2 separate regions of the Homo sapiens genome follow, and region 2 is linked to region 1. Evidence: read pairs that join two places in POLR2A ChIA-PET (ENCODE). Cell type or tissue: MCF 10A. All regions are shown on one strand.

The links. Peaks named below come from ENCODE experiments on the same cell type or tissue, not always from the same donor. Only the 100,000 strongest peaks of a DNase experiment are listed, where the experiment ranks them.
Region 2: POLR2A ChIA-PET joins it to region 1 with 5 read pairs; 1 of 35 experiments calls an interaction of 5 or more read pairs at or near these places.

Annotation. Positions count from the first base shown.
Region 1 is chr5:67,968,502-67,971,001 of GRCh38, forward strand. The region is part of intron 1 of LOC107986420 (a long non-coding RNA gene); the gene reads right to left. Among named protein-coding and RNA genes, the nearest start is that of LINC02997, 180 kb to the left of the region's middle. In MCF 10A, no CTCF peak of the experiment used is centred here; a DNase peak (open chromatin) is centred at 1,350.
Region 2 is chr5:67,878,616-67,881,115 of GRCh38, forward strand. No RefSeq gene overlaps it. Among named protein-coding and RNA genes, the nearest start is that of LINC02997, 87 kb to the left of the region's middle. In MCF 10A, no CTCF peak of the experiment used is centred here; DNase peaks (open chromatin) are centred at 1,176 and 2,466.

The sequences.
Region 1 (2,500 bases):
TTTAATTATATAATTTAATGATTAGCCCAATGTTGATCCCTCTTGCTAGATTCTAAGTTCCATGATGATAGTAACCATGTTTGCTTTGCCTGTTTCAATATCCTCAATGCCTAGTTCGGAATCTGTCACACAGTAAGAGTTTCATAAATTTTCATTGATTAAACAATAATTATTGTTGTCTCTAAAAAGAGAAATAGCATCAGATTGAGTTATAAGTTTGGTTTGAAGTGAGAAAACCTAGATCTGAATCTTTCCATAGCACTTTTATTAGCTGTATGACCTTGGGCACATTACTAAATTGGTCAGTGCCTTAGTTTATTTGTCCATAAAATGGGAATAACATTAGCAACAGCATAAACTTTTATGAGGATTAATCATACAATGTGACCAGAAAAACTCAAAATCAGCTGTTATTATCATAATCATCATTGGAGAGAGAGTTATCTGAAGGAAAATAAAGATAAGGCATTGAAAACATTAAAAATCTCACTTCACATCAAGTTCTTTCTTGGATTCTTTAAAGTGAGGACAAAAAAAAACTCAAAAAAAAAGAAAGCCCCAAGGAAGTTATGTTTGGTAAAGATTTCTATAAGCACCAACTCTCTAGTAAGTAAGAAGAACTAGACCCACACCTTTTTCTTTTTAAATACATGAGCTTTTTATTATTTTAGCCAAAAATCCTCCCATTGAAAGAAAGTTGCATGGTCATAAATGATCTTCTAACAATGCCAGCAAATTCTCTGATGTTGCAGCTCCTTTCTGCCAGAGTCATAGCTAGATTGAGTAGGAGAGCTGTCGAGACAATGGCTAGAAGATGCCTTGCATTTGCATGCAAACTGCTGTTTAGCAATGCCAATCATCATTTCCAAATTCATGCCAAATGCCACGATGTGATAAGGAGCATCATCTTTGTTCCCATCATTGCATCTCAACTAGTCATATTTACCAGTTATTAAGCACCTGCCAGTTGAAACCTCATGAAGGATTTATTTCTTGACCTATGAGCTATTTCTGTACTACAAGGTATATCTGATTCTCATACCTGTGCTTGGCTCAACAACATTTCTGTGACAAAAAAAAAAAAAGCCAAAAATATAATTAACTCTTCAACCATTAAAGAAATGAGCAGTTTGTGACCACTGGAATAAGCAACATATATATCATTTGGATAAAAAGATAACTACCTCTTCTCTCACGTATCTTTCCATTACATCAAAATTCTTCAAAAGCTAAAAATAACTATCCTCTTACTGTCTACCTGAGAAGCCACACCTGTTTCTTCCTGCAAATCTACTCAAGATGTTTCCAGAAGACTGACCTGACCCTGGACGGATACCAGAGTGACTCAAACACAGTACTCAGAAGACCTAGTTCTCCCTGATGGCCTTCAGTGCCTCAGGCATTTCTTGTAATAAATGGTTTCCATGCTCAGAAATAGATGAAAGCCAGGTCTTGCACCTTTCTGGAATCAGGAAGAGTTATTATAACAGGCATAGATAAAAATTCAAGACCATAAAAGGAAGAAAAAAAAGATGGGTATGCACTGGAAAAGGCAGTAGAGAAAATAAAATGTAGCGTACCTCAGAATAATAAGAACCTGGTTTTGCTTAAAACCAGAGTGGAAGAAGTTTGAATCATGGTGGAGCAAGAATAGGAGACAAGCCCTCGCTGCTATTGAATTCGCCCTTTCTGTTTGTGTTTGCACATCAGCCAAATTCAAAATGGCAGTGAGCAAGGCTGAGGAGGCCTCCAGAAAGCCAAGACGAAGGCAGCTTCCTGCTGCAGGAAGCCATGCTGTGCTTCCCCATAGGAAGGACTCATTGACCCCTGAAAACCATCATCCTGCAGGGGTGACCCCCACTCTATACAGAGTAGCCGTCCTGGAGTACCTCAGAAAAGAGGTTTTTTAGGCAGCAGCAACTGCACCAAAATATATCAAAATGACAAATGTCACCTTTCTCACCAGTGGCCTACCATTCCTTGAGATACAGAGTTGGAGTCTCTCTTAAGGCAACAATTGCTACGAGAAGTGTAATTCCATACATCTAGTTCTTCGATGGGAAAGAAAGGATAACTGAAAGAAGTTAGGTGCCTGGATTTCTCATGACTTCAGAAATCCAAATATTTGAATGATCATCCAGTATCAGTGATGCCAGCAGACTGTTCACTGTGAAAAAGACAATTTTGCCTTTAATTTTATTTTAGCCACTTAGAAGTTTAATAGCCTTTTTACAAACGGATTTCAACATTTGTTAACTATATGTAGGTGTTAATGCAGCACTGAAGAAGCTGTTGATTTTGAAGCAGTGGGTTTCTAATGAGTTTACTCTTTTTACAATGTGATGCAGAGGTTGTAGCAACAGATATATGATTTCATACAGATTTACTTCCACCATAGTGGATAAGAAGCTCAAATCTAAAACTCAAAAAAAAAAAAAAACTAAATAAAATAAGGAGGAGGAGAAAGAGGTAGGTAAAAGGGAGGAAAGGGGTATATTTG
Region 2 (2,500 bases), 90 kb before region 1:
ACCTCTGTTACCATGTACTCCTAAGCTTTCCAAGGTCTCTAAAGATTTTCGGAGGACATTCACATAACCTGCATTTCCTTGTTATTTCCTGCCATTTTCTGTTGTTACTACTGTGGCAACTTCTTTCGCCCTCACCCCAGCCCCTCACCTCATTCTCCAGTTGTACATTAGGTTCATGGCCAATGACAAATTCAATTACTATGAAAAAAACGAAAAAATGAAATTCAATTTAGCCTGGCAAATGGTTAGATTCAAGACCATAAAACAAGCAATCTTGTGCATAGCCTTGAATACAATCTGAAAAAGCCCTAAAATGTTATTTTTATTACTATTTGAAGAATGACTAGACAAGATTGACCAGGGAACATTCTGGGCAGATTTCTTTCTTTGTTGATAGAGGGAAGGGGAGGTGACCTCATAAATTTGTTCTTTGACTATTTTTTTACAACTCTTTATAAGAAATTTGGCTTTGTAGGCTTTTACCCTAGGGGAAGCTGGTGTTCTTAGTGAGGAAATAGTTTATATCACCATGCAGCACTGTGAAATACTTGACTCAGTCAGGCTGCATACACAGTGAGAAAAAAAAAAAGACTCATTTTCTTAGTAAACACTGCTGTATTCATAACACTTTGCTTTAGCTCTCATGACATTTTGAGATATTGCTCTGCAGTTGCTGAACATAGGGGTAGAAGGGCGTCCTCCATCCTTTTGTTTCTTACTACTACCTCTCCCCGCTTCCCTTGACAAGATGAACAAACCAAGTTTCAGTGGCTGAAATCCTTGAAAACATCAAGTTACCTTTCCCAAGGTGAATAATTATCTATATAAAGAACATGTGGCTTTCATATCTATCATACTTTCTTTTGTCCTCTTTTTTAAACATCAGTTTAGCTCAATTCAAGCCTTTTCCTAGACTGCTTCTTTATACCAATAATTCACTGCTGGTTCTCTGACCAGTCCCCTGCTAATCCTTTCACTATATTGCAGTGTTTCTCTTCCTGAAGTCTTCTCAGTGTCCATAGCTCAAGAGGAAAGAACACATCAACAACTTGTAGACAGCCTAAACACACACAGGTGCGCAGGTATACACAGATAAATGTTTCTTCACACAAAGCAAATTAATTTTCAGCATTGAGACTCATGAGAGTTCACCCTAAGAGCTTTCACTGAGTGTGAGTCACAAGTAATCAGTCTTTGTGGCGTAACCTGTGAGTTAGTGAATTCTTACTGGTCTCAATGAAAAGCCTTCTTTGTCTATGTGGTTATTAATGGGACTGTAAAACTGCATGATAAGATAAAATGAAGCCCTAAAACCTTACATGTTTACCCCACTGCAAAACAGCTGTCCCATACCATCTCTCATGGCCAGATCTACAGTTTTAAGATCTGTGCACCACAGGTTAGCAAAAAAACCTGCTTTGTAAAGGACCACATTTTTCATCAGAGGACCAGCCACTTAACATAAAATTTGAAATCCTCAGTGATAAAAAAGACAGAAATGCAGAATATACCTCATTTCTGAGATCATTTGAAGTTTTGATAAGGTGATTTCTAAACATGGGCTCTAATTTTCTCTGACTACAAAGTGACATTCAGGTGTGAGATTCCATTTCCAGCGGTGAGTTCATCTTTTACTGCCTTTTATCAGCACGAATTATGGTGCAGCAGGTACTTACTTCTCTATAACAGCAGGGGTCAAGTAGATAATTAATGAGAATTAATCTGTAAAAAGAAATATAATGTCCTATTTGAATCTTGGTTTATGACTTGGTTTATTATGCAAGTGTGAAACTTCAAAGGGAGCTAACTCAATGTGGCACTTTAATTACATTTTATTATATTTAAGAGTTTTGTGGAAATTTTGCTTGCTGCCAAGAAATGTTTCTTAAGAACACTTTCTTTCCCAGTAGACTGCTGGGGCCCCTATTCCCAGAGTGGCTACAGAGGGGAGCCGCCAGCACCTTTCTCATATCAGAGAGAAGGTGCAAACAGCTGCGAGGTGGAACACTGGCCTAGGGTGTGGCCAAGGACAATTTCTCTCACAGAGGGTAAAACCACAGAACCCATGAGACTCCCTTTAAGACTTTTCAAAGGCAAACATTCCCAATGGCAAACTGGAAAGCTTGAGTTTAGAGATGGGTTTTTGGAAGACCAAATATGAGGTGTCAATCCTGTGGTGACCTCAGAGATGGCCACTTCCACCACTTGGGGGAAAAAAAAAACAGAGGGGGAAGCACATGCATCTCCTTTCATTGCAGCTTAAGTCAACTTAATTGTGCTGGATTTAAGAGTAAGGGAAGAGATCCTGTCTTTAATAGCTGCATTGTTTCCCTATCCGCTAATCTTTTGGAGGGCATAAAACTAAGGAAAAAGAATTCTAAGGTTAACATGAACCAGTGTCTGAATCCAGGGCAAAGGGCCAGGGTTCCTCCTATCTAATTCCAGCTCTGGTACTGACTTGTCTTATGGCCTTGGGCAAAGCCGCTTGGTCTCTGTGCTT